Linked DNA regions of Homo sapiens: region 1 is linked to region 2. Evidence: chromatin loops called from intact Hi-C (ENCODE). Cell type or tissue: IMR-90. All regions are shown on one strand. Links, peaks and the distances in the headings refer to the core of each region. The heading gives the core; the rest is flanking DNA. Region 1 holds the start of LOC105375549 (a long non-coding RNA gene). Region 2 overlaps OR6B1 (olfactory receptor family 6 subfamily B member 1).

Evidence for each region. Peaks named below come from ENCODE experiments on the same cell type or tissue, not always from the same donor. Only the 100,000 strongest peaks of a DNase experiment are listed, where the experiment ranks them.
Region 1: a loop joins it to region 2, with 2.4 times the contacts of the local background. A loop is called at or near these places in 8 of 110 quality-filtered maps.

Annotation. Positions count from the first base shown.
Region 1 is chr7:143,876,784-143,893,074 of GRCh38, forward strand. All of the region lies in intron 1 of TCAF1 (TRPM8 channel associated factor 1), which reads right to left. LOC105375549 (a long non-coding RNA gene) reads left to right here and starts at 8,668. Exons shown (of 3, transcript XR_007060574.1): 1 at 8,668-8,767; 2 at 9,724-9,862. RefSeq lists enhancers at 8,343-8,392, 8,423-8,482. In IMR-90, for the core only: no CTCF peak of the experiment used is centred there; DNase peaks (open chromatin) are centred at 5,348 and 8,628; H3K4me3 peaks cover 2,502 bases; H3K27ac peaks cover 1,678 bases.
Region 2 is chr7:144,008,157-144,022,884 of GRCh38, forward strand. It overlaps OR6B1 (olfactory receptor family 6 subfamily B member 1), which reads left to right. Exons shown (of 2, transcript NM_001005281.3): 2 at 1-637. Among named protein-coding and RNA genes, the nearest start is that of OR6B1, 15 kb to the left of the region's middle. In IMR-90, for the core only: a CTCF peak has its summit at 3,887; no DNase peak of the experiment used is centred there.

The DNA.
Region 1 (16,291 bases), core at 5,177-13,176, 130 kb before region 2:
AGGAGACCCCAATGGGCCCTCTCCTCTTAAATTCTGCAGTCAAACTTAGAGAGCTTGATACTTTTCCATCACAGAAGGAAACAAACAGAATGAAAGAATGAGCAAGGAATTGTGTCCCCCAAAGAGATATTTTGAAGTCCTAACCCATAGGACTTATTTGGAAAGAGGTCTTCACAGATGTAATCAAGCTAAGATGAGGTCATATGTGATTCAAATGGGTCATAGTCCAATGACTGATGTCCTTGTAAGAGGACATTTGGAAACACAGGGGAGAATGCTATCAGAAAATGGGGGCAGAGATTGGAGCGATGAGTCTACAAGCCAAGGAAGACCAAGAATTGCTGGCAAACACCAGGAGCTAAGTGAGAGGCCGGGAACAGATTCTGCCTCAGAATCGCCACATTGCTGACACCTGGACTTCAAACTTCTAAGCCTTCAGAACTGTGAGATGATGTCTTCCTGTTATTTTAAGCCACCCCATTTGTGGTCATTTGCTACAGCAGCTGCTGGGAATTCATACAGTGGTGCGGCATGTTGTGCTCCCAGCCCATTCCATCCCTCTTGGCTCCCACACTAATCAGATTAATCCCAGCTTGGAGAACTCAGAACTTCCATCTGAAATGCCTGGGCTTTCAGAAAAGGTTCTTTGGTCAAAGCCACAGGCTAGGTAAGAGGAAAGTGGAAGTCCTCTGTGGTTTAAATGCAAGTCTCACATAACCAGGAGCAGAAGGTAACAAGATATGCAATTACTGCAGCATCCTAATTGCACCTGGGATGCAGCTGACAAAAGTGTGGAGGTGAATTCACAAATATCCTCGGCTTCTTCACAATGAGATCCCCACTAATGATGCTCTATAGTCTGACCTCTGCTATGAGCACTGTACTGAAACACTTCCTCCAAGGACAGATGTGTTTTCATGGTCAGGTCATGCAGGTTGTCTCATCCTCAGTGACCACTCAGCAGCACAGGACATCACTGCTCTTCAGTCCATGAGGCTGAACCACCTCTGTCAGTGCGGCCCGAGGTAACCTCTTTATATCCAACCTCTAGAACCACTTACTTTCTGTCCTTTTCTGACCTCCTCTTGGAATATGCAGACAGCCCTTACAATTTAATCACTGGCCCTTACTACTTGTCTATCTCCCTTGTCAGATAATATGCTCACTCCCAACATAATACGCAACCTGATTATAAACTTGGGCTCTGGAGTTATGGCAGTCTGAGTTTGAATTTCAGCTCTGTTGCTTAACAATTGTGAGACGCGGACAACACATCTCAGATTTAGTTTCATTATTAATTAAATAGGAATAATAATATCTGCCATATACGCTTGTCCTGAGGATTAAGGGAAATAACATAGGTTAAATGCCTTTTCATAAGTATTATTTATATGCATAAACGTATATGTTTATAATTATTTGGTTAAGAATAAACCATTTAATTTAAGCATGTGAATAATAGAGAATTCTTGCAGTGGAAAAACAATTTAACCTAACATAGATTTTACAAGCACTGAATTGAGCATGTATTGATTCTGATTTAATAGTTTTCATATTTTGGTACCATACTAATACTAACACTAACACTAATGCTAATTACTATTACATTCATTTCTCATATATCTCTGTGTACCCTTGAGAAAGCCCTTCACACAGGCTGTGGGCCTTCCACAAGCCAGGATAAAATAGCCCCAGTCTTGAGGTAACAAGTTCAAGACCATACTGGCCATTTATAGCCAGTCTCTAAACTAAAAAAGTCTTGAATTTATTAATTTCCCTCTAAGTGAGCTCTTTTAAGGCAAATTACATAAGCTCAACGTTTCTAGTAGTTAAACAGAAGCATTAATGACCTACCTACCTCAGGGGACTATTGAGAAGATACTGATATGAACATTTGGTAAGCAAGAAGCTTGTCTCTTCCCTGCTCCTCCTGATGCCCACAAATAATCAGGATAGCAAAGTGCACAGTGTCACAGTATGTCTCTTCTCCCTGCTGCTGCCATATCCAGCTGGTCACAAGTCCTATTAATGTCCTTGTTCATGGTTTCCAATCACACTGCCATTAACCTAGTTTAGGTCCTTAGTAATTCATGCCTGGACTCAACCGACCCAATTTCTAAGTTACCAAGACCTCTTCCCACCTTTACTTTTCTAAAACCACTCTAATCATGTTATTTAATCTCAAAGCTCCACCTTGGTCTCTGGGGACCATCTACTGCCTCCTGGTGTGGACTGCCTGCAGAGCTGGCTGCTCCCTGGCTTTTCCTGCCTTTTCTCCTGCTGCCTTTCTCCCTGCAGCATCCCGTCTGCCAGGCGCCCTTGGACATGCCCTGTTTTCATTTTAGATTATCTTCCTAATCTCTTTCCATTCTGTTCCCTCTCCCAAATCTTTCTATCTACGGAAATCCTGTCCTTCTAAGAGAAGATATGGCACAGAAAAGAAAATATAAATGGCCACTTGTGTGGAAAAAATGCTCAATCTCACTAGTAGTCAAGTAATGGAAAATATATCATGTGTTGCTCATAATATTGTTAAAAAAGATGATACTTCTTTCTAGGAGAAAGTGGAGGAGGAGAAGAAGGGGAAGGAGATGAAGATGAAGAAGACAAAGGTGGCTAGTAAAGTTTAATATTTGAAAGGCTAATAATGTTTAATACTTAAAAGACCATCACAATCGGCAGGAATGACGGAGAATGTCTGCGCTCTTTTTCAAAAACAATTTTATGGTGCCTACTTGGCTTCAAAGGTGTGCCTATCTTTAGACCCAACAACCTTTCTTCTAATAACCGTTCTTACAGAACTAAGAAGGGCAGTATCAAAGATATACGTACAGGATGCTTACTGCCACACAAAATTACAAAGGGAGATAAATGAAAACCTAGAAGTACAGACAGATAGACTAATGACAAAGAATGTTTCCTAGAACCATTTTTGATTCTTGTGGGTGCAGGATCTCTAACCCAAACCCACACCTATCCAACTTCCACATAGCCCCCAGATACCCCATTGTACCCAGCATAAGACCCTGTAGCACTGTCCCCAGCCATCTATCCACACACACCCACTAAAGAGTTGCCCATCAGAACCCTTCTCCCTCAGCCTCTGCTGCCTCTAACGCTGGCACGAGTACAAGCAGAACAGGGACCTCACATATCTGTCTCACTAGTTGTTTTCTGAGCTAGTTCAAGGATGAGTTGAATATATTTTACATCCACCTAGAAGAATGTCCTAGATACATTTCAAGTGAAAATTTCAAGTCACTATGATATGCAGAACATGAAGTCATTTTTGTATGGGCAAAGATAATAGTAATAGTTGTAATTAGTAGTGGTAGTAATTATTATTAGTAGTAGTAACAACACAATGCTTACCAGGTTCCTGGCATTACTACACGTGATTTCTGTAACTTATTTAATGCTGACAATAAACCTATGAGATATTTACTATCACTATCCCCATTTTATGGATGGGCAAAACAAAAACTCCAAAATCATAATGCCCAGAGAATTAATTATTTGCTCAAAATCACACAGGTGCTAAGTGGTGGTGGATCTAGGATTCAAATCCAGGAAACCCAGTGCTGGAGTCCATACTCTTAAGCACCAGGAATACATAAGTACCTGTTACATACCAGGCTTTTATATGCATTGAAAATCTATGGAGGCCACATTTCAACATAATCACATTGATTACATTAGGAAGGAAAGAGGTGAACCATTTTCTCTGTCTTTATACAAATCTGCATCCTTTGAATTGTTGTATGTATTGCTACTACAATGAGAAACAACACCGAGTTAATACAAATTCAGTTAAGCATGTAAACACACATTAAAAGATTAGGTACAGTTTTTACATGATGAGGTAGACTGATCAACTGATCCTGGCTCACTGGACCTAAAAGGTCTTCCTCCATCTCTGATCAGGTTGTGCATCTGCCCATCTATAAATTTGATTTCCTCCTCTATGGGGGTCCCTTGAACTCTGCAGCTGGTTGTGTCCCCACTTTAACCAGCTATCAGTGACTCCATCACTTGACTTTTGAACCAAATGCTCCCTCTCTATGCCCGAATCCATGTTTGTCCTCCAAGCTTGGTGAGCTCAAATGAATAAAACCTGGGGGAAATGTCCTTTCATTTCTCTCCCTAACCCCTCCCATGCTTCCTGCTTTCTTTCTCCTGGGCCCACCTCTGGCCCCTTTTAGCTTGCTGGAACCAAAGCCAACTCCAAAGCAGAAAGTATTGAAGGCACAACCTGTAACTCAGGGAGAGAGCAGAGCTTCCACTCCCACCACAGAGCAGCGCCATGGCTCGTAAACCTGGTTTTCCCTTTGAGAGATGCGTGGAAGGGCAGGTGGATGGAGGGCCATGCTGGATGCTGCACCACCCATATCCCGTATGGTAGTGTGATTTCAAATCCTGAAACTAGAGTAAGTGTCTGAGGCCAGAGTATACATTTTATTCTTTGGATGAATAGACATTCCATGTCTGGATGATTAAATGACAGATGAGGGTATAAGGGTAAACCCAGGATCATTTTTTCAGCAACTAGCTAGCCTGACCTCGAAAACTGGTTTATATTACACACATTCAATTCCATAGGTCTTCTCTCCTTCATGCTGTTTTTTTCTCATGAACCTTCTGTTTCTTTTCCTTTCTATATCCAGTGTCTTTTCCAAGACATCGGGCTAGTTCAACCCCTTTTTTGAATTCTGTCCTAGACATTCCCAGCTCAGTCTTATTTTTCACTTAAGATTGTTTAATTCATACACCTGTAAGAATATGGAATACATGTGGAGGGATATAGATGGTAATAATAAAACAATCTGAAAAATTAAACAAACTCCCATATACCTACCATTCAGCTTAAAAAATAGACCTTTACCACCATCTTTGAAGCCCCTCCTGTGATCCTCCCCATTCAGCCCCTCTACCATCCCCATAGGAGTAAGCAGGGTTGGAGTCTTTGCTTCTTCTAGTCCTCTATTTCTACCTTACCGAACTGCCTTCTTAATTCTCAAGTTCCCCAGAGGCTCTGTCTTTCTCTTACTCCTATTCTCTCACTTCTCTCCTAGGTCACTCAAGAGGATGACATAATTGAGGAGCACAAGCCCAGGAGTGAGAAGACCTGGGTATTATTACCTTTTTAAATGTGGGCGCTGCCTACCCCCCAGCTGTTGATCTGCGTGCCTCAGGGAGTATTCTATCAAATGCACAGTGTGTGAGAAGGGATGTTCTAAACTCCCAGAGGCTGTCAGCACTCAGCTTGGAGTCTGGCGGGGCTCCACTCTCTTCTTTCCTCCCAGGCCCAAAGCCAGTCTGCAAAGAGCACAACGGTGACGTCTGAGAAGGGAGGGGGCTGGGGAGTGGGGGGCAGCCGGCAGGGAGGAGGGGAGCTCCTCCATGCGCGTAAACACACACACACACACACACACACACGAACGCTCACTCAAGTCTCCAGGGGCCAGTGCCAGTGGGAGATAGAGCTCAGTCCCAAAGCCAGTGTTCACAAAGATCAAAGGGCAGTAGGACAGTAGGCCACAAGTAATGCTCTGTCACCAGCTACCCGCGACCCTGCTCAAGCCCCGGGCCTTCTCATCCGACAAAGCAGCGGATTAGACGCGGTTCTCTAGGTCAGGCCCTCAGGTAACTCAACCACACAAAGCAAGCACACACAAACATCAGATGTCAGAACCTGGAGAGGAGGAGCAATGCGGCAGGGGGATGCGGGACCCAAGCGCAGAGGAAAATCACCAGCAGAAATACGGACACAAAGGGGATTCTCTGTCCCCGATGATTTCTGATTTCGGCACACCCAGACCCACGGCGCACCCATCGCGCCCCGCACCCCCGCCCCGGCCTCCCGCCCTGCCCTCCCCCCCGCAGCACCCAGGCCGAGTCCACCGTTGCTGGCCCCTTCTCCAGCCTGCCAGGCTTTTGGAGAGGGCCACTCACCAGGTCACCCTGCGATTTCCACGGGGGCAGGTGGGAGCGGGCAGAGCCTGGCGCAGAGAGGAATGCACAGGGAAGAGGCTTCCCTGTACCAGTGACTGGGCGACCGAGCCGGGATTTGGGAGCGGGGAGGAGGCTGGAGCTGGAGGAGAGGAGGGGTTTCCACGGGAGTCCCCTCCTCCCCACTTCCTCCCAGGCTGGAGTGGGAGCTCCAGGGGGCGGCGCTTGGCGGGGGACAGCGCTTCTTTGTGTCGCCGGCCCTGGTGGCTTGGCATTGCTGTGGCTTAGGGACGCCTGGAGACCCCATCCTGGCAGTGTGGACGGCTGTTTCATTAAAGATACAAACTTCTCTGACTCTACATTAGTAAGGGAAAGGCTGAGCAAATTGTGGGACAAACATTCTGCTTAGTATTATTCAGTTCTTAGGAAGAGCTTGAATCTCCATTTAGTCGGTGAATATACCGTGATATATTGCCAAGGGGAAAATACAAATTGTAGAAATTGTTGAATATGCTTTTGTTTTTATAGGAAAAACAAACCCCGTATATATTTGTATTATGGTGGGGAGAAGGGAAGGCTACATTTCTACCCATTAATATTGTTTAACTTGAGAAATAGGAGAGGTGCAACTTTTTATATAACTCTGCACTGTTTGCAGTTACGTGTCTTACTTTTGTAAATTAAAAATAATATACAGTTCAAACAATAGTTAACCAAAATGTATTTTTCGGTGTACAGTTCAAATCGCATTTCTTTCTTTCCTTTTTCTTTTTTTTTTTTTTTTTTTTTTTGAGACGGAGTCTCGCTCTGTCGCCCAGGCTGCAGTGCAATGGCGCGATCTCGGCTCACTGCAACCTCCGCCTCCCGAGTTCAAGAGATTCTCCTGCCTCAGCCTCCCAAATAGCTGGGATTACAGGCGCCCGCCATCACGCCTGGCTAATTTTTTTATTTTTGTAGAGACGGGATTTCACCATGTTGGCCAGGCTGATCTCAAATCACTGACCTCAAGTGATCCGCCCGCCTCGGCCTCCCAAAGTGTTGGGATTACAGGCGTGAGCCACCATCGTGCCCGCTCCCCATTTCTTTCCTTTATGATATCAGCTGAGAGCTGCTCCTCTCTCTTGTGTATGTGGCCACTTCACCTTTCTCACAGGTGCTGGCTCCAGCATGGGAAATGCAGGGTGGTGACAGGGACCCAGACTAAGTGGACTGGATTCAAATCCCAGAGCTACACTTTACCAACGGTGTGACTTTGGGGAAGTTACCTAATTCCTCTGTGCCTCAGTGTTATTACCTATACAACGGGGATGAGAAAAGTAATACCTATACTAAGCCTTATTATAAGGCTTAAGTTAGGTGAGTTTATGCTTGTAAAGTTCTTGAATCAATGTCTGGTATACGGTAAGACTGGATGAGTGCCTCATAAATAAATATTCAAATCATCCTAAAATTCAATATTTCATATTTCAGGAAAATGCATACCTTTTAATCCTAACTGGGGTTTGAGTCCCAACCCAAGCCATACTCCCTTTCCCCATCTCCCTTCAACTCCCTTTCTCCAAATTGGATCATTAGGAACAAGTCAGAAGGCCATGTAGATAGGTGAGCTCCGCGGCAGGTTTTATGTAAAGGAAATGGCAGGGAGAGAAATCAAGAGAACCTGAATTCAAGATTCTGCCAAGTCAAGGCCCACCTGAGAGACAGTGAGCACATCTTTTATCTTCTCCAGTGTTCAGATTTTTCAGCTAAATGAAGCGGGCTAGTGACTGGCACTCACTAAGTCCCTTCCGGGTCTGCAATGTCAGGACTAACAGCACCGCAAGTTAAAACCCTGTAATACTGAATCTCGTGCAAAAATTTTAAATTCAGAACAAAAACGCATACCTAAAAATAAACATTAATAATAAAGGACAAAATATACAAGGTAAGGGATGCAAGCTAACTTACCTCTCAGGATGGGGGCATGAGATTTGGTGGGGGGAAGGGGTTTTTAAGTGTTTTATTTCTTAGAAAGAAAGGGGGGTGGAGGAAGAGAGGGAGCGCTGAAGCAAAGGTGATAAAATGTCAGCATATAATAAATCTGTCATATTATCTCCTGCGCGTAGCTTTGAAATATATTTCATAATAAAATAAAATATGTTGCTGGTTATGTTCCTGGAGAAGAAATGCAGTATGAAAGAAATAAGAGACTGGTAGAAAGAAGCTGAAATAGAAACAGCAATGGAGAAAGCGCAGGCAACCCTTTTTGAAAGACATCTACCTCCCTGGACCCAAAACCCAAGGGGGTCCCAGGCCAAAAACGCGACCACTTTGGCAGCCCCGCGTGCGCCCCCCTCGGCCGCGCTCCCCAAGGACCCCGACCCAGTGCCTCCTTCTCCCACCCGCACCTCAGCGGACTGCATCGGGAGCCGCCCCTGAATTGGTCCGTGTGCCCGGGCCTGGTCTGGTCCCCGAAACCAGCTTTGGACGAGACTCACCCTTTCGTCCAGCAATTTCCACACCAGGCTACTTTGGAGTGGGGAGTCTTCCACAGAGATGTGGGAAGGCGCTGGGGCAGACGCCTTGGGAATTTGCAAATTGGTAGTGAAGTGGCTAGGAGGAGGCGTGTGGGGGGAGGTGGGCTGCAGTGCAGACGGTTGGGGGTTGGGGCGTCCCCGGGAGCTGATTGGCTGCCGCGGGTGGAGGCGGAGCTTGGCCGCCGCCCCCGGACCGCAGAGGCCCGGCTTTGTGTCAGTTTCTACCCCAAGATGCCGCCCCAGATCCGGGATGGAGACCCAGACGCCCGCCCTCAGAGTGCAGCAGGACGATTTGTTTCAAAGTAAATCGTTGAGACTGTTCATTAACAAGGGAGCGATGGATAAATAATGATGATCTCTGTGTAAAATAATATACAACTATTTCCAAGGATGGGTTAAATCTACTTATATAAATCTACTTATATATTGCCTCTATCTATATATTTATATATTATTTTTAAAATAAACATCTAACATAGTAAAAAACGTTCCATTTTGTGTAAAAAAAACTTCAAAACTGTTCATATGTACTTATATAAACACAGAAATTGTATGGAAGATAAACTATTAGAACCAGTTACTTCAGACAGGAAAGTGGATTACTTGTTATTTTTTTCTTGATACACCTCATTAGCGTTTCAATAGTCACACGCATTATTTTGTAATAAAAATAAATTTAATCAACTAAAAAACTACATAAAATATCCTCACCCAAGCAGCTGGCAGCGGCTTCTCTACAAATATGATTTCTCCCTGTGGAGAACTTTGTTGCTAGTTCTGATCCATGTTATTTGAGTGGAACACGAGACTTGACCATGGAGCAGGAACTGGCTTTATGCCTGACCAGGTCCTGCACTCGCATCTACTCATCTAACCTGGAGAGCTCAACTGTAAAACCTGGAGGAACCACTCATCTCTTTTTATGGCTGGTCCCCAGGGCCCCAGGGAGATTTGCATGGCCCCTGTCCTGTCTCCAGATTCCTCACCCCTCACTGCCCTGGCCCCTGTTTGCTGGGTACCTAAGGAAGGGTTGTCCTGGGACCAAACTGTTCTCTGGAAGAGACCATCACAAAGCTTTCTCCCTTACTACAAAAGTGTAGTGTCCAGAGTGGACCTTCCAGGGGAAGGTGGCTTCAGTGGTGAAAGGGACAGGGTACGACATCCCATATAAATTAAGGGTTTCATTTCAACTGCTCCAACTACAGGAAGCATAGGTTAAGAACTCTATTTTATTCTTTCTATTCCCCACTTCAACTAGGTCACAAACAGGTGCTCTGTAATGTCCACTGGATGGATGGATGAAATGGGGTAAGAAAGAAAATCCTTAGGATCATTCCTCAAAAAAACAAACAGCAGCCTAAAGCAGAAAATGGATGAAATTACACACCTCCTGTGCTGTAAGTAAGTTTTCTCCTTCCTTCATGCTCTTTTAATGCTTCCTCAAATTTTACCTTTTTTTTTTTTTTTTTTTTTTTGAGACAGGGTCTTGTGCTGGAGTGCAGTGGAGCGAGGCTCACTGCAACCTCGAACTCCTGGGCTCAATCGATCCGCCCACCTCAGCCTCCCCAGTAGCTGGGACTACAGATGTGCGCGCCATCATGCCCAGGGAGTTTTTGTATTTTTTTTTTTTTTTTTTTCTGTAGAGATGGGGTCTCACTTTGTTGCCCAGACTGGTCTTGAAGTCCTGGGCTCAAGTGATCCTCCTGCTTCCGCTCCCAAAGTACTGGGATTACAGGCATAAGCCACCCTGTCTGGCTGCTTCCTCAAATTTTGAGCTGGTTCTATCTCCTCTTTCTCAGTCTCAGACACCACATTATAAGCTAAATTTTAAATGCTGGATCCTTTCTTATTTCTACTTCCCCTTGAGTTTGTTTTCCTTTCTAATGTTCTGCCTGGAGTAGCTCTGAGTAACGAAGACTGCTATGAAATCCTGAAAGTATTCAAATAACTTTTGAGATACTAAGTTTGGTAAATATTCTGAAACATGTGAATAAATGAACAATTAAAAATCCATATCAAAAATATTACGCAATTCTTTAAAATGAGCTCAATTCATACCTTGAGAAATTGTCTTAATGTATATTTTCAGCAATAAAAGTATGATCCTACTTTTTGCAGGGAAAAAATTCTATAATTGCGTGTTTATGTTTAAGCACAGAAAACATAAGGACAAATTTGGCTACTTCAGGAAGTGGGGGAGGGTTGAGCAGTAATTTTTTTCTTTAGACACTTTGGATTTTGAAAATGTTACAAGTATTATTTTGCAACGCAAAATAAGACTATTATTCAGTAATACCACTTTTAGGTGTGTACCCAATATACACATTTTCACTGAAGGACACGTACTGGAATCCTCAAAGTGTCACCATCCAAGGTAGTCTAAAACTGGAAACTACTCAAATCCTATCCTCCCTGCTTTCTCAGCTCTAATCCACCCTGCTCTCTATCAGCTGGGTACCATCAACAGTAGAATGTTTAAATAAATTGTGGCATATTCACAATGAAATATGGTACAGCAATGAGAATGAATGATTTGCATTTTTCACAATATAGCTGAATCTCACCAACATACTGTAGTGAACTAAGCCAGAAACAAGAGAGTACATACTATATTGTTATATTTACATAAATATAAAAACAGGTGAAACTAATATTTGATATTAAGACTTAGAATAATATTTACTCTTGGGCCAGGTAGTGACTAGAGAGGAACACAAAGGCGACTTCTGGGTTACTGGTAATGTTCTCTTAATTAATTTAGGTGCTGGCCCAAGGTTGTGTTCAGTTTGTAAAAATGTATCAAGCTGTACATTTATGATATACTGATATATAATCACACATGCAAATATCTAACTTTAATAAGGTGTTAAAAATAATGTTTTAGTTCTAGGAATGTAGATAAATGTCCCAAAACATACTACTGATGCAAACAACATATATACACAAAATATTATAAATTCATCAATGAAATGATAGGAAAGTAGAGAGTACACAAAGCCAGAAACAAACTAAAAGCAGGAAACATTGAAGGAAGCAAGCATGAAAGCTGGCTCTCACCACAATGCTTCCACAAAACCCTGGAGAATGTATGGGGAGTGACTCTATGGGGTTTCCAGCCTAGGATATTAAGACCAAGCTCACAAAAAGAATATAATTAAAAATGACATCCCAGCACAAAGCTCACACACCAAAGGGGTATTCCAACAGGGTAAAGGTAAATAGGAAGTAAATTCATGTCACAGAAGAAATCAATGCAATTTGCTTGTCTTGACCCTGCTGAAAGATGAAGGGGAAAAAGATCAATGAGAATGAATAATCACAAACCAGTTTTCCATATAGGTTTGCAATATTAATTCATGCTACATCTGTGAATTCAAAAACCCTAAGCAAATAATTTGAGGTGGTCCCAATTTGCTAATGTATTCAATTGGAAGATGCACATGCATATCTTTTCTAGAGAAATTTAACTTTAATGTATCTAGAAATAATTTCTAGGACAAAAATTCACATGAAAGGAGAAGCTCACATTAATAATTTTTAAAACCACATAACACTCAGGAAATAAAGCACAATGAAAGACAGCCATTACAAACAAGAGAATCAGAAACAGGCAAAATTTAGATATCAGAATTACTAGTCACAGAACATAGAATAGCCATGTTTTGTACATTTGAAAAATAAAATAGAAACTAGAAACTTGAACAGAAAATAATTGTATTTATAAAAAAGAATCAAAACTAGAAATTAAAAAATAATTGAAATAAAATAGTTCAAAATAGAAATTTATTGAAGAGACTAAATAGAAGATTAAACAAAGTTGAAGAAAGAATTACTGAACTGGATCTGGAGTAGAGGAAATTATTCATAATTCAGTCTAAAATCGAAAAAATGATGGAAAATATGAAAAAGGATAGACGATATAGAGCATATAGTGAGAAGACCTAAGACACATCTGATCTGAGGTTCAAATAGATATAATAGAAAGATTGTGGGAGAGTTATTATTGAAAGAAATGATTGAATTTTCCAGAGATCTTGAAAGACACCAATCCTCAGATCCAGGGAGTCTAACAAATCCTAAAATGATAAAAAGAAATACTCATCTAAATATCTGTAGTGAATTAAAGAAGAGAAGACACCAAAGACATCTCAATTGGTTCAGCTTACACAATTCTGACTGAAAAATGAAAGTTGAGCAAACTCTCCACTTGATGGGATGCATCAAGATCAGCTGCAGAAAAGAGAAGAACTTTCAATGGAGATTTTAAACAAGTGAGATCAAGATTCTGAAGCATATCCTCAAAGAACTGTAACAGGAGAGGAAACATGGCTTTACCAGTATGATCCTGAAGACAAAGCAGAATCAAAGCAATGGCTACCAAGAGGCAGAAGTGGTCCAGTCAAAGCAAAAGCAGATGGGTCAAAAGCAAAGGCCATGGTGACAGTTTTTTGAGATGCTCAAGGTGTTTTGCTTGTTGACTTTCTGGAAGACCAAAGAATGATAACATTTGCTTATTACTGTAGTGCTCTGAGAAAGTCAGCCATAGCTTTAGCAGGAAAACACCCAGGAAAGCTTCACCAGACAGTCCTCCTCCACGATGGCAATGACTTTGCCCATTCCTCTCATCAACTAAGGGCAATTTTGAGTTTCAATGGGGAATCATTAGGCATCCACCTTAGAGTCCTGATTTGGCTCCTTCTGACTTCGTTTCCTAATCTCAAAAAATCTGTGAAGGGCACCCATTTTTCTTTTTTTTTTGAGACGGAGTCTCGCTCTGTTGCCCAGGCTGGAGTGCAGTGGCTCGATCTCGGCTCACTGCAAGTTCCGCCTCCCAGGTTCACGCCATTCTCCTGCCTCAGCCTCCCGAGTAGCTGGGACTACAGGCACCCGCCACCACACCCAGTTATTTTATTTTATTTTATTTTTTGTATTTTTAGTAGAGACAGGGTTTCACCATGTTAGCCAGGATGGTCTCGATTTCCTGACCTTGTGATCCGCCCGCCTCGGCCTCCCAAAGTGCTGGGAGAAGGGCACCCATTTTTGTTTGGTTAATAATGTAAAAATACTGTATCTACATGGCTAAATTCCTAGGACCTTCAGTTTCTTAGTGATGGACTAAATTGCTGTTATCACTGCTTACAAAAGTGTCTTGAACTTGAAGGGGCTTATGTTGAGGCAACATTTATTTTTCAAAAAATTTTTAATTCCATTATTCCCACAAACTTCTTGAAATTCCCTCATATCTTTGGAATAATCCTCCCATTGGAAACAATAATAAAAGCTCAACAAAATATAGGAAACCAACTGAAGACTCAGAAAAGTAAACAACATAAACAGGACAAAAGGACTATAATCCTTGATGAACAGAAAACACAGGACATGAGTTGTATATTCGCTATTGCTTTTTACTTTCGGGCATTTTTCATTTTACAGTGCAGGGTTACTGAGGCTGAAAAGGAAGTGTCAGTCTTACTGGTTCAAGACTATCAAACCAGGTGGAGCTCAAAGGGCAAAGTTTCAGACATGAAGAAACCAGACAAGTTAATCTAAAATTTTATATATGAATTCCCCTAATGTCACTGGCTGATTCCTAAGCTATGCATGCAATAGGAGAGACCTCAAGGAAACTTGTAGGAAATAGTGGCCAAAGAGCTAAACAGTTGAGCAGTCATTTCAGTGGTTATATTGTTCTGAGAAAAGCAATGGAGTTTATGCCCCAACAAAAAGAAACATTCTAATAAACACTCCATGATTTCAGTTGACACATAAGAAAATCCCTGACATATGAAGAAGCATATCTTATGGTTTAAAGACTATGTTCTTGGAGAAAGATCAAACCTTAAATGGGCTAGTCCTAACAAAGCCTAAAACTAATATTTGATAGCATCAAAGTAATCTGCTGGTACTTTATCTGCCCACTTCCCCAAAAAATCCTCTTGAAAGAAAATAACATCAATCAAAACCTTTATATTTTTTCATCCACAATATTCTGCATTGAATCAAAAATTAGGAAAGCAGTTAAAAAAACAGAATAAGTTGCCAATAACTCAAGAGAAATAACAGAAAATAAACACAGGCACAAGTGGTTCAGATACTTGAGTTCTTAGAGAACTTAACTGTGATTCATACGTTAAGAAATTAGAAACAAGGCTGTGGAATTTCAGCATAGAAATAAAACTCATAAAAAAGTAAAATGAAAAATTAAAAAAGAAAAATAATAATAATTAAAATTGGTACTTAATAGATTGCTTTAATAGCATATTAGACACAAAAGACCAGAGAATTGGTGAAGTATAGCAAAGGTAAGTAGAAAGTATCCATACATAACATAAGAGGAAAGAAAACATGATACACAAAGAGATCAAAAGATACAGAAAGAGTGTAACAGGATTATGAGATAGGGTGAAAAGTTGTGACACATGAGTAATCACAGTCCCAGACGGAAAGGAAGGAGATAATAAAACAAGCAAAATGTTATCAATTAATGATTTGAAAAACATCAAACCACAAGCTGAAGAAACTTTATGTTCCCCGAGCAGAATACACAGAAAGAAAACTACATTGAGACACATCACATTCAAACTGCTGAAAACCAAATTCATAGAGAAAATCTGAAAAGCAGCCAGAGATAAAGGATACTTTTCATTTAAATGAACAAAAAATACAGCTAATTTTTCAAAAGAGTGATGAAAATAAGAACACAACAGAATTCCTAAAAGATGAAAGAAAAAGAAAAATCTGCCAACCTAAAATTCTATACACAAGAAAAATATTCCTCAAAAATAAAGGCAATGTAATTTTAGATACACTAAAGCTGAAAGCATTTTCCACTAGAATATAACTACTAAAACTAATTTTTTATGAAAATTATTCCTCATAGAAGTACAGTGCTGTAGGAATTAATAGAGAACACTGAAAAGAGTAAATACATAGGCAAATATAAATGAATATTGACTGTTTAAATAAACAAAATGCCTTATGGAATACAGAAGCATATAAAAAATAAAACAGACAATAGTACAGCTGCAAGATGGAGATAAACTTAAAATTTTGCATTGAGAATACATAGAAGTAATAATTTAAGGTAGGTCATAATAAATCAATAAGGTGAACTGTAATATCTAAAGTAACCATTAAAATAATTTAAAAAATTATAATTCAAAATATTGAAGAAAAATTAATAGAAAGTGTTGAATTCGAAAGAAATCAAGAAAAGAGAAAATAACAAAGAAGAAATGGAACAAAGAGAAAACTGTGCAAATTGGTAGACTTTAACCCAATTTTTTTTTTTTTTTTTTTGGAGAAGGAGTGTCACCGTTGCCAGGCTAGATTGCAGTGGTGCGATCTTGGCTCACTGCTGCCTCGGCTCACTGCAACCTTGCTTAAACCCAATATTTATAGATTGCATGTTTGTGTCCCTCCAAAATTTGTATGTTGAAATTCTAACCCCCAATGGAATGGTATTAGGAAGTGGGCCTTTGGGAGGTAATTAGATGTAGATGATGTCATGAGTGTGAAACACTCATAATGGGATTAGTATCTTTATAAGACGAGAACGAGACTAGAGCTCCCTCTCTTGGCCATGTGAAAATACAGTGAGAAAGGTAGCTGTCTATAAGCTAGGAGGCCAGCCCTCACCAGACATTAAATCTGCTGGTTTATCTTTAAATGTTTGTTGTTTAACCACCAGTCTATCACATTTGTGTCACAGCAGCCCAAAACAACTAAGATACCAACTATATAAATAATTATACTAAATATAAATGGATTAAAAATCCAATTAGAAAAAGAGTTCATTTAGAAGAGAAATATTGAAAGTGAAAGGA
Region 2 (14,728 bases), core at 1-8,000:
AAAACCCTGGGAAATAAATACACATCCCAATTTGGGTGGCAATAAGTGCTATGGATGGGGAGGAAGAAAGCATGAAAGTATAATAGGAAGTGCTGCTGGAGATGAGAAATTTTAAATAAGATGGTCACAGAATCACCAAGTGAGGAAGAAATGTTTGAGCAAAAACCTGGAGAAGCTGTGAGAGTAAGATATATGGCTACTTTGGCAAAGAACATTCCAGGTAGAGAAACAGCAAGGGAAGATATGGAGTCTTGTGTAGTATGTTTGAGGGACATTGAAGAGACTGAGCAGCCAGAGCAGTGAGAAAAGGGTAAGCAGGTGATATGGTCTGGCTCTGTTTCCCTACCCAAATCTCATCTTGATTGTAATCCCCACATATCAAAAGGGGAACCTGGTGGGAAGTGATTGCATCATGGGGGTGGTTCCCCCATGCTGTTCTCATGATAGTGAGTGAGTTCTCACAAGATCCGATGGTTTTAAAAGTGTTTGGCAGTTCCCCTCCCACTTTCTCTCTCTCTCTCTTGCCGCCATGTTAGATGTGCCTTCCTTCCCCTTCGCCTCCTGCCATGATTGTAAGTTTCCTGAGGCCTCCCCAACCATGTGGAACTGTAAGTCAATTAAACGTTTTTAAAGTAAATTACCCAGTCTTGGGTAGTTCTTTATAGTTGTGTGAAAATGAACTAATACAGAAAATTCATACCAGGAGTGGGGCACTGCTATAAAGATACCTAAAAATGTGGAAGCAACTTTGGAACTGGGTAATGGGCAGAGGTTGGAACAGCTTGGAGGGCTCAGAAAAACACAGGAAGATGTGGAAAAGTTTGGAACTTTCTAGAGACTTGTTGAATGGTTTTGACCAAAATGCTGATAGTGATACAGACAATGAAGTCCAGGCTGAGGTGGTCTCAGGTGGAGATAAGGAATTTCTTGGGAACTAGAGCAAAGGTCACTCTTCCTATGCTTTAGCAAAGAGATTGGCAGCATTTTGCCCCTGCTCTAGAGACCTGTGGAACTTTAAACTTGGGAGAGATAATTTTCTGGTACCTGGCAGAAGAAATTTCTAAGCAGCAAAGCATTCAAGATGCAACCTGGCTTTTTCTGAAAGCATATAGTCATATGCTTTCATAAAGTGATGATCTGAAATCTGAACTTACATACAAAAGAGAAGCAGAGGATAAAAGTTTGGAAAATTTGCAGCCTGACTATATGGTAGGAAAGAAACAGGCATTTTCTGGGGAGAAATATAAGCCTGCTGCAGAAATTTGCATAAGTAACAGGGAGATGAATTTTAATCACAAAAACAGTGGGAAAAATGTCTCCAGGGCATCTCAGAAATTTTCACAGTTGCCCCTCCCATCACAGGCCCAGAGGCTTAGGAGGGATAAATGGTTTCCTGGGCCGGGTCCAGGGCCCAACTACTCTGTGCAGCCTTAGGACATGGAGCCCTGTGTCCCAGTCACTCCAGCCATGGCTAAATGGGGCCAACCTATGGTTCAGGCTATTGCTTCAGAGGATGTAAGCCTAAGCCTTACTGGTTTCCACATGGTGTTGGGCCTGCGGGTGTGCAGAAGACAAGATTTGAACTTTGGGAGCCTCTGTCTAGATTTAAGAGGATGTATGAAAGTGCCTGGATGTCCAGGCAAAAGTCTGCTGTAAAGGTGGAACCCTCATGGAGAACCTCTACTAGGGCAAATGCAGAGAGAAAATGTGGAGTGGAGCTGTAAGAAAAGGGCCATCATCCTCCAGCCCCCAGAATAGTAGCTCCACAGTTTGCACTGTGCACCTGGAAAAGCCACAGCACTCAATGCCAGCCCATGACTATTGGGGGAACCCTCCCCCAATATTTCAACGTAGGTTCTTTCTATTTTCCATAAGTGTCAGCCATCTGAGAAATAAAGAGAAAGAGTACAAAGAGAGGAATTTTACAGCTGGGCCTCCAGGGGTGACATCATATATCAGTAGGACTGTGATGCCCACCTGAGCTGCAAAACCAGCAAGTTTTATTAAGGATTTCAAAAGGGGAGGTGGTGTAAGAACAGGGAGTAGGTCACAAAGATCACATGCTTCAAAGGGCAAAAAGGAGAACAAAGATCACACACTTCTGAGGAAACAGGACAAGGGCAAAAGCAGAACTCCTGATAAGGGTCTATATTTAGCAGTGCACATGTTGTCTTGATAAACATCTTAAACAACAGAAAGCAGGGTTCAAGAGTAGTTTGGTCTGACCAGAAATTTACCAGGGCAGAGTTTTTTCCCCACCCTAATAAGCCTGAGGGTACTGCAGTACATCAGGGCATATTTCAGTCCTTATCTCAACCACATAAGACAGACACTCGCAGAGGGGCCATTTGTAGACCTCCCCCCAGGAATGCATTCCTTCCCCAAGGTATTAATTATTAATATTCCTTGCTAGGAAAAGAATTTAGCGATATCTTCCCTACTTGCACGTCTGTTTATTGGCTCTCTGCAAGAAGAAAAATATGGCCCTATTTTTCCCGACCCCGCAAGCAGACAGACCTTATGATTGTCTTCCCTTGCTCCCTGAAAACCGCTGTTATTCTCTTCTTTTCCAAGGTGCACTGATTTCTTATTGTTCAAACACACATGTTTTACAATCAATTTGTACAATAGTGGTTCTGAGGTGATGTACATCCTCAGCTACAAAGATAATAGGATTAAGAGATTAAAGTAAGACAGGCATAAGAAATTATGAGAGTGTTATTTGGGAACTGATAAATGCCCATGAAATCTTCACAATTTATGTTCCTCTGCCACAGCTCCAGCTGGTCCCTCCGTTCAGGGTCCCTGACTTCCTGCAACACATGAAAGCAGCCACAAGGGCTGTACCCTGCAGAGCCACTGGGGTAGAGCTGCCCAAGGCCTTGGGAGACCACCTGTTGCATAAGCATGCCCTGGACATGAGACACAGAGTCAAAGGAGATCATTTTGGAGCCTTAAGATTTAATGGGTGGCCTGCCAGGATTCAGACTTGCATGGGGCCTATAGCCCTTTGCTTTGGCCAATTTTTCCCATTGGGAATGGGGGCATTTGCCAAATGCCTGTACTCCCATTGTATCTTGGACATAACTAACTTGTTGTTGATTTTACAGACTTATTGGCAGAAGGGACTTGCCTTGTCTCAGATGAGACTTTGGACTTGGACTTTTGAGTTAATGCTGGAGTGAGTTAAGACTTTGGGGTACTGTTGGGAAGGCATACTTGTGTTTTGAAATGTGAAAAGGACATGAAATTTGGGAGACTCCAGGGGTGTAATAATATGGTTTCACTCTGTGTCTGCACCAAAATCTCATCTTGATTGTAATCCCCATTTTGTCGAGGGAGGGACCTGGTGAGAGGTGATTGGATCATGGAAGCAGCTTCCTCCATGCTGTTCTTATAATAGTGAGTGAGTTTTCACAAGATCTGATGGTTTTAAAAGTGTTTGGCAGTTCCTTCCTCACTTTCTCTTTCTCCTGCTGCCATGTAAGACGTGCCTTGCTTCTTCTTCACCTTTTTGCCGCGATGGTAAGTTTCCTGAGGCCTTCCCAGGCATGTGGAACTGAGTCAATTAAGCCTTTTTAAAATGAATTACCCAGTGTCAGGTAGTTCTTTATAGCAGTGTAAAAACAGACTAATACAGCAGGGTAGGAGATAAGATAAGAGAGACAAGAATAGGCCAGACACTGTTGAACCTGTAGCCACTGTGAGAAAATATTGGGTTTTACTCTGAATGAGATGGGAAACCATTGGTAGGTTTAGAGCAGTGGGGTGATATGATCTTTTTGCTTTAAAAGGATCACCCTAGCTTTTGGTGAAGAACAGGCTTGCATAAGGCAAGGGCAGGAGAAGAAAGAATATTTATGAGTCCATTATGGTATCATGGTGACACACAGCGGTGGATATGATGAACAGTAGTTGTGGAAATGGGGTGAAATGGTCTGATTTTAGATGTATTTTGAAGATGGAGACAATGCAGCATGTATATTCATGTCCATGTGGACCAGCTTGATAAAATATTCAGAGCACACTTTGCAAAGAGCTCTCATTAGTTAGATTTTGCTGCAAACAAACCACCCCAAAACTTAGCAGCTTAAAATTATTAAGTTTAAGTCTGTAGTTTGAAGTCTGTAGATTTGCTGGGCAGGTCTACTGATTATGTCTGGGCTTGCTCATCTGCCTGCAGTCAACTAGCAGGTCACTGGGAACATGCCTGTGAGGTCTTCCCTCCACCTGGTCTCTTATCCTCCAGCAGGCTGTCCTGACCTTGTCATATGGAGATCAAAGTGCTCTAAGAGAGGAGAAGCTTGACAAACCTCTTAAGATCTATACTCAGCATTCACATTCTATTGGCCCAAGCAAGCCCATATTCAAGAGGTAGAGCAATAGACTCCACTTTTTGATGAAAACACCTGAAAAGAATTGTGGCCTATTTGTAGTCTGTCACAGCTTTTTCCCTGAAACAAAAATAAATTTTAAAAACGACCTTTTCCAAACTATTTTTCCACTGCTTTTTTATAGCTGTTAACAGATGCAACTCATTTTATACATGTCACTATGAATTTTTATAAGAGGCAACTACAAATATGAAAAACAGTACCTCTATAACACTGATGGAAAGAGACAGTAAACCTGAGGAAGCACAAAAGATAGGATCATTTAAATTTTTTTAGAAGTTTTCATTTAAGCAAAAATACTAATATCCTAAGTCTACAGCTCAAAGCATTTTCACAAATTGAACACAGCCCATGGAACCAGCACCTGCATCAGAAGAAAAAGAATCACCAGAAACTACACCCCCATGTGCATTTCCAGTCATAATTCTAAGAGTAACTTTTGTCCTACTTCAAACAGCAGAGGTGGATTTTGCCAGATATTTTAGTTAAAAAAATGAATTAGACAATATGCAATTCTCTGTGTATAGCTTCTTTCACTCAATTTTATGTTTCTGAGATCTTTCCTGTTGTTCCATGTAGTTGTAGATAACACATTCTTATCATAGTATAGTATTTCACTGTGTGAAAATACTATTATTAGTCAGAATGGTGATTATTGAAAAGTCAAGAAACAGCAGATGCTCGTGAGGCTGTGGACAAATAGGAATGCTTTTACATTGTTGGTGGGAATGTAAATTAGTGCAACCATTGTGGAAGATATTGTGGTGATTCCTCAAGGATCTAGAACCAGAAATACTATTTGACCCAGCAATCCCATCACTGGGTATATACCTAAAGGAATATAAATAATTTCTTTATAAAGATACATGCATGCACACTTATGTTCGTTGCAGCACTATTCGCAATAGCAAAGACATGGAATCAACCCAAATGTCCATCAATGATAGACTGGATAAAGAAAATGTGGTAAATATGCATTACGGAATACTATGCAGCCATAAAAATAAGTGAGATCATATCCTTTGCAGGGACGTGGATGAAGCTGGAAGCCATCATCCTTACCAAACTAACACAGGAACAGAAAACCAAACACTGCATGTTCTCACTCATAAGTGGGAGTTGAACAAGGAGAATACATGGGCACAGGGAGGGGAACATCACACACCAGGGCCTGTCGGGGATGGGGAGGGGAAGGGAGAGCATCAGGATAAATAGCTAAGGCATGTGGGGCTTAATACCTAGGTGATGGGTTGATAGGTGCAGCAAACCACCATGTAACACATCTACCTACGTAACAAACCTGCATGCTCTGCACATGTATCCCAAAACTTAAAATAAAATTTTAAAAAAGAGAAAATACTATAATTTATTTATCCTTCTCACTCTTTTTGTATAGTGTCCAGTTTGGGACCATCAGGAATAGCATTGCATGGATATTCTAGTACATATCTTTGCTGAACCTATAGATGTATTTCTGTTGGGCATATAACTAAGACTGGAATGCTAAATCACAGGATATGAATATGCCCAGCCTGATAACATATTGTGAAATAGTTTTTCAAAGTGGGCTGTACCAATTTACACTCCCATCAGCACTGTATGAGCAGTTGAGAAGGTAGTTTTAAATGATTAAAACTTCTAAATTAAGTGGAAACATTCTATTATAAAGAGACATGCATGCATATGTTCAGTGCAGCACTATTCGCAATAGCAAAGACAGGCAATCAATCTAAATGCCCATCAATGATAGGCTGGATAAAGAAAATGTTGTATATATACACCATGGAATACTATTTAGCCATAGAAAGAATGAGATCATGTCCTTTGTGGGAACATAGATGGAGCTGGAGGCCATTATCCTTAGCAAGGTAACACAAGAACAGAAAACCAACTACCACATGTTCTCATTTATAAGTGGGAGTTAAATGATAAGAACACATGAATGCATAGAGGGGAATAACACACACTGGGGCCTATCAGAGGGTGGAGGGTGGGAGAAGGAAGAGGATCAGGAAAAACAACTAATGGGTACCAGGCTTAATACGTGGGTGATGAAATAATCTCCACAACAAACCTCCATAACACAAGTTTACCTATGTAACAAACCTGAATTTGTATTCCTGAACTTAAAATAAAAGTTAAAAAAATCAAATGAAAAGTTTTTTTCCAAATGGAAAAAAATTCCATGCTCATGGATAGGAAGAATCAATATTGTGAAAATGGCCATACTGCCCAAAGTAATTTATAGATTCAAAGCTATTCTCATCAAGCTACCATTGACTTTTTTCACAGAATTAGAAAAAACTGCTTTAAATTTCATATGGAACCAAAAAAGAGCCTGTATAGCCAAGACAATCCTAAGCAAAAAAACAAAGCTGGAGGCATCACACTACCTGACTTCAAACTATACTGCAAGTCTACAGTAACCAAAACAGCATGGTACTGGTACCAAAACAGATATACAGACAAATGGAACAGAACAGAGACCTCATAAATAACACCTACACATCTACAACCATCTGAACTTCAACAAACCTGAAAAAAGCAAGCAATGGGGAAAGGACTCTCTATTTCATAAATGGTGCTGGGAAAACTGGCTAGCCATATGCAGAAAAGTGAAACTGGATGCCTTTCTTACACCTTATACCAAAATTATCTCAAGATGGATTAAAGGCTTACATGTAAGACCTAAAACCATAAAAACCCTAGCATAAAACCTAGGCAATACCATTCAGGACATAGGCATGGGCAAAGACTTCATGACTAAAACACTGAAAGCAATTGCAACAAAAGCCAAAGCAGACAAATGGGATCCAATTAAACTAAAGAGCTTCTGCACAGCAAAAGAAACTATCAGCAGAGTGAACAGGCAACCTACAGAATGGAAGAAAACTTTTGCAATCTATCCATCTGACAAAGGGCTAATATCCAGAATCTACAAGGAACATAAACAAATTTACAAGAAAAAAAAAACCCCATCAAAAAGTGGGCAAATGATATGAACAGACACTTCTCAAAATAAGACATTTATGGAGCCAACAGACATATGAAAAAAAGCTTATCAACACTGGTCATTAGAGAAATGCAAATCAAAACCACAATGAGATACCATCTCACGCCAGTTAGAATGGTGATCACTAAAACGTCAGGAAACAACAGATGCTGGCGAGGATGTGGAGACATAGGAACACTTTTACACTGTTGGTGGGAGTGTAAATTAGTTCAACCCTTGTGAAAGACAGTGTGGCGATTCCTCAAGGATCTAGAACTAGAAATACCATTGACCCAGCAATCCCATTACTGGGTATATATCGAAAGGATTATAAATCATTCTACTATAAAGACACATGCAAACATATGTTTATTACAGCACTATTTACAATAGCAAAGCCTTGGAACCAACCCAAATGCCCATCAATGATAGGCTTGATAAAGAAAATGTGGCACATATATACCATGGAATACTATGCAGCCATAAAAAAGAATGAGTTCTTGTCCTTTGCAGGGATGTGGATGAAGCTGGAAACCATCATTCTCAGCAAACTAACACAGGAACAGAAAACCAAACACCACATGCTCTCACTTATAAATGGAAGTTGAACATTGAGAACACATGGACACAGGGAGGGGAACATCACATACCTGTGCCTGCCAGGGGGTGGGGGTGCAAGGGGAGGGAGAGCATTAGGACAAATACCTAATGCATGCGGGGCCTAAAACCTAGATGATGGGTTGATGGGTGCAGCAAACCACCATGGCACATGTATACCTATGTAACAAACCTGCATGTTCTGCACATGTATCCCAGAACTTAAAGTATAATTTAAAAAAAAGAAAGAAAAGTTTATTTTCATAATGAGAAATTCATATCACATTAAAATATAATAATATAATAAAATATTTTAAAAGTAATTATAATGTAGATACTTTATATTTACACATGAATACAAACAACTGGGACTAAGAGTTATTATTATAATCTTATTTTTATGTTTATTTAGGAAGTTACAGGATAGTTACCTCTGTACCCATTAGGAAGAAAAATTGGGGGATATAAATAAATACCTTTATGCTTGAGTTTGGAAACCACTTGGAAGAAGTTGTAACATCCAAGGATTGTGAATATTCAAACACAGTATATCTAGTCTAATCTATCTAAAATTACAACTCTGGAAATTTAGATTGCAAATAATACCCAATTAACACTCCTGAAAAAGCCTCTCACACATAGAAAGACAAAAATTTACAGGTATATTGATAATTAGCTATATAAAGGAGCTCTTAACATTTAGTTTGTGCTTGTCTCGCAAACTGGGAAAAGAGAGCTGATGAGAATCCTCAGCACAGTCAGTACAACAAACTTAAGATGAGCAACACGGTCAATGGCTGTGATGCTGCTCTAAGAAAAGACATAGAACTTTCCATGTGTCCTTGCTGCCCCAAATATGTAGAGATATGTTCATTTCCAATAATGTTTTACACTCTAAGAAAATCAGAAGCAGTTGGGCCAATGAAAAGTAACTTCCTACCTCTGGTGACAGTGACAGCATGGCACGTGGGGTTATTATAGGTATAAGTAAGCTGAGCCCTGGTCACAGGAAGGGAAGCTGTGAGAACTATCCTGCTTGCCCAGATAATGTTTTGAGTTCCAACACTTGAATAGACATCTAAAGTCAGGGCCAAGAATGGTTAAAACACAGCCAAGAGGCTGGGTGCGGTGGCTCACGCCTGCAATCCCAGCACTTTGGGAGGCCAAGGCGGGCGGTCAGGAGTTCGGGACCAGCCTGACCAAAGTGGTGAAACCCCGTCGCTACTAAAAACACAAAAAAATTAGCCAGGTGTGGTGGCGGGTGCCTATGGTCCCAGCTACTCAGGAGGCTGAGGCAGGAGAATCACTTGAATCCGGGTGGCAGAGGTTGCAGTGAGCCGAGATCACGCCATTGCACTCCAGCCTGGGTGACAGAGCGATACTCCGTCTCAAAAAACAAACAAACAAACAAACAAACAAACAAAAACATAGCCAAGAGAGCTGTTATTTATTCTCTCTAATCACCTGTACCCTGAGAGTATGAGCAGACTGCATCCTTCCTAGGAACCAAGAGTGGGAAATTGGGGACTGCTTTCCTATTTTGTCCACTATAACTTAATTAACTGTTTTTTTTTTTCTTAAATAGATCCCTATGTTAACAATCTACTACCTTGTATATAGTGGGTTTCTCTAACCAGATCCCTCTAATCTGGGAATGATCACCAGACCGAAGCCCAAGACTGGCACTGCCTAATGCCATAGTCTGGGCTGAATGAAACAATTATAAGGAAGGAAACTGGTCCTGTTAAAACTTATTTTGATTTGATTTCATGAAAGAAAAGATCTGGAAAAAGATAGGAAGATGCTTTGAACCTCTGTATTGAATCTTGGCAAATTTCACCTTAGTTAAAGATGAGCTAGAGCAATGACAACAGCACATACCTATGGACACGAGGAAGCCACAGCGTGGAAAGACCAAGGGAAAGAGTGTATTTCTGAAAATGGCATATGGCAGAATCTACAGGAAATTCAAGGAAACTGTTTTGCATTCTCCCAAGAGTCCAAGGATTTATGGCTTTTATCATTAAAGTACATAGTCAGGGAAAAAATAACATGACATATATGAGATGAAGAGTCTAGTGTATAAACAGGAAACAGATTATTAAGAAATGTTTTAGATGCAAGCAGTGGAGGTTTGACTCAAGCTGGATTAAACAGTAAGGAGAATGTATTGTCTTGAGTAACCTAACAAAGGATGGACACATTTTAGGCGAGCCTTGATCCTCAGGTCGGTTGTATCTCCAACATCCCGTTTCCTTTTATCTGTCTTTCTGCCTTCCACGTAGTTTGGTTCCACTTGGAACTGACTTCTTTGTGGTCATAATATGTCTGTCAGCATCTTCTGGGACCCCAGACTTCTTCTAGTAGGAAGAGAATGCCTCTCCTGGCACTTATTTCAAACAAACAGACATTTCTTTCCTAGAAACCCTTATAAAATTTCTCCTCAGGTGTTATGGGTTAGAATTTAGTCATATGTCCATGCCTTCCCCTGAAACCATCTCTATGCCCAAGAGACTGAAACATGCTAATGGGCTTAAGCGAGTCAGGGATTACACCTGGGACCAGAAATGGAATCGACCTCCAAAGCTCATGGGCTACACAAAGGAGAGTACATACCTGAATTAAAATTGTGATTCTGTTACCAACAGGAGTGTGTTAGTCCGTTTTCACGCTGCTGATGGGAAATTTACAAAAGAAAGAGGCTTATTGGACTCACAGTTCCACATGGCTGGGGAGGCCTCACAATCATGGCAGAAGGCAAGGAGGAGCAAGTCACATCTTACGTGGATGGCAGCAGGCAAAGAGAGAGCTTGTGCAGAAAAACTCTCGTTTTCAAAACCATCAGATCTCATGAAACCCATTCACTATCATGAGAACAACATGAGAAAGACCCAACCCCATGATTCAATCATCTCCCACAGGGTCCCTCCCACAACACGTGGGTATTATGGGAGCTACAAGATGAGATTTGGGTGGGGACACAGAGCTAAACCATATCAAGGAGGGAGCAGTTGATGCTGAATGGCTCAAAATAGTACATACCCACTATACTACTTCATTTTGGTTGTGTAAAACCCTCATTTATTTTACTTCCCAAGATGAATGGGGAATTTCTAAAATGCTCATGCTAAAAAAACAGAAACAAAACAGAATAAAACCAAACACACACACACACACTCACAACTTCTCACACTACTGCTGAATGGAGATAACATAGAGTCCCATCGATCACATCAAGCTCCAGGTCTAAAATAAAATATCAAGCAGTCCTGTTCATATGTGCAGATAAAATTGTTGGTTTTTTTTTCCTTTTAAAATGTCTTAAACTTGGAAACAGACAAAATAAACTTTGATTGCCTCTTTTTGTTTCTGGGAGGATCTCCTGTTCATTGTCTCCCATGGTTACATGTGAGTTACACAACAGGGAAATTTGTTTTTCTAAGCATGCTCTGCTCACCAAGGGCATCTTCACTGGTTTATTTAAGTATTCAAACTCAAAAGACTCCCGAAGGCCACATTAGCCACCAATGACTCAGAAGGATATCAGATAAGAACAGCTGCTATTTAGTAAGACAATGTCAGGCATTTCTCTCAGCAGAAGCTTTTGCATCAGCAATCTGTGTACTGGTCCACATAGCCGCCCACAGGCTGTCCTCTTCATAGGTGACAATTTAGATCAAAGGTTGAGATTCACATTGGAGGGTGCAGGGATTTTCCTAACTTAAAAGCCACATGATCCATAGGAACCAGTATGTCCTATAAGAACTGCAGGGACATAGATTGCAGGATTCTCATAACAGGGACGTGCCCCTTATAAGAATCACCAAACACACCAAAAAATTGCCATGCCTATTAGAATAACTATTTATAATTATTTTATTGTTACTCCAAGTCCAGATGTAACTTAACAATCAAGAGTCCTTTTTTGTTTTGTTTTGTTTTTTCAAAATCATTGTGAACCAACCATACAGTTGACACATTCCATCTTAGCTAGTTTCCAGGTTAACAGAGTCAAAATCACATAACTAAACAGTCCAGAGCACTTAAATGAAGGTGCTTCCTCGCTGATCTACAAGGGACCATGGTGTTTTAGAAACCCACTTCTCAGTTCACTTTTAGCATTCTGCAGACACTTTAGAAGTTGAGTTAAGCAGAGGCTATTAGCAATCTGGCGTGGAATTTCTCTGTCAATACTACCACACATTTCTCTGTCAAAACTCCCACAAATGTATAGTGGGGTTTTATTCTCTTTGGTCCCATCAATTTGGGCTAGTGACCAAAGTGAAATACTTGATTCTAAAATTAGGTTTGGGAATTTCTGCATGGCCTAGAAATGGGCCTTCAATGTTCATTCCCCTGTTTCTCTTCAATGACGTACACTTTGTCTTCTACCCCTGAAAAAGAAGAAATAATGATCCCATGAGGACTCACTAATAAGCTGCACTTGGCCCCGGGGCTGTATGTCTGTGAATAAATGACCTTCTATAACAGGAATAACAACTTTGTGTCAGGAATAACGTGTATTTCAGAAGTTCCCTGAATGGAGTTACTTTGGGCTACAACTAGAGAGTTTAGCTTTTTTCTTCATGCCAGCTCAAGACTACCGGGGTCTTTGACAGTTTGGATTGCTGGTTAAAGGCAAAAAAAAAAAAAGCTTCATTTGGACAAGGGAGACCTATGTGCCATCCCCCTCTGCCTTCAGACACTGACAGTCGAAGGTCATTTCTTTCTATCGGAACCACAAGAAGTACTTAATGTACTCTGATAGTCTAAAATTTTCCTATCAAGTCTATTTTCCTATCTATCCTATCTATCAAGCTAGTTTCATAGTCTGACTCACAAGACAGCATAGGTGGCATTTTAACCAGCTGTTTTGCAAACACGTAATGCAGATCACTAACGTCCCAGCATGGGAAAGAGACATGCCCACGACCCTCCATCCTATCTCATTGTAGCCGATCTCACCTCTTAGGGCCTCCTTGCCTCACGCATCTCTGGTACCAGATTAATTATCAGTTAGGAACCTTTCCAATATAAGTAACAGAAAATTCAGCTCAAAGTGGCTAAAACAATAGACTGTATTCGTTCACATAACTAAACAGTTCTGATGCCACAGGTGAAGAGGCTAACTCACTGATCCTCAGTGCACAAGGTCAGCGGTTACATTCCAGCTGGCTTTCTGTGCTGTGTATCATATAAAGGAAGTCCCTCAAGGGCTTGGCCCCTTGCGAGGAGGGGACTCCATGGCTTTTCCTCACTCTTGTGCTGAGTCTTCTCCCTCTGTCTTTATTTCTCTTCCCAAAGCCATCCTCCTTATCAAAACTCTCCGCTAAACCCCAGTTCCCCCGCCCACCCCATCTTCCAATTCCTCTTGGTGAAAATGCAGCCCCTTCTACCGGGAGGTCTTGCTGCTCCTCAGATCTTTTCTTGCCCAAAGCTTCAGCCAGACAAGCCTTAGTATTCACTGCCATTCAATCCCTGAGGATGAACGTGGGTTCTCTAATTAAAATTCAATTTTTTTACCAGTGCTAACCTCCAGCCTGCTTGTTCCATTTCTAGATTGCCTGTTAAATAACAACAATTTTCAAAGAAAAATGTTGACTTTAATCAGAGAAAATACAGGACACTGATTGTTGGGCTCCAGCCATGGCCTTCAATCAGCGGCTATTAGTAAGTGTTTTGAGAGGCACCTTTGAATTGGTCTCCCTGGAACTCAATGTCTATTTTATAGACTGTTTGTTTGTTTCAGGATGCATCTAACAAAAATATTTTGACTTAAGGCCACTCTTTGACAGAAACACAGACATATATATATATATATATATTTTTTTTTTTTTCTGGAGGGCAATTTAATATGTAGACCCTTTAATAAATAAACACATAGATAAGTAAGTATGACAAATATTTATTGCATGCTGAGGAAACAGAGTAATGGAATTCATAAATTCCATTTATGAATTTTAAACTTGAAGCTAGAGAAACACAGTATACACATGTTGACTTCAGATTATAAAAAAGTAGCATGAAGAAAATAAAGAGAATATATTGATTCTATTAGTCAGGTTCTTGCCAGGAAACATAGTTTATCTCAGATGATTCCAATGAAGAGATTTTAGTGAAGGCACCACTTACAGAGATGTGAACTGGGATACAGGAACAAACAAGGGATGCTGAGGCACCCAGAGACCAGCAACATTAGGAAGCCATTAACATCTCTAAGAGCTGGCAGAACAGGCAGCTCTTCTAAGAGCTGGAGGGATTCAGTTATGCTAGAGACATAGTATAAAGCACAGGGAGAATTGGAAGGAAATCCTGCTATCTCAGTCTCCTTTTGTTCTTTTATCTCCAAAGGGAGACTGAGATAGCAGGATTTCCTTCTAATTCTCCCCATGCTTATTCTGTTGGCTGAATCTATCCAGAAACCAGGCAGCAAAAAAAAAGTTGGGAGATGTAAATGATAGGACCCAGTCTCTTGGGGAAAGAAAAAGTCAGAGAGCAGATTTGGGGTAGTGGGGCAGGGCAGGTCAGGGTAAGCATAGACTGCTTTAGGAACAATGATCAAGGGAAGGACAGGAGGAGGTAGCATTGTACACAAAGCCCAAATGATGAGCTGGAGCCAGCTGTGGGAAGTATAGGGCAGTGGCTGCAAAAACCTGTCTCTGGGCTAGACTTCTGATTTGAAGCTAGTTCCTGGTGTGTAAACTTGGATGACTTTACCCTCTCTGTGCCTCAGTTTCCTCATAAT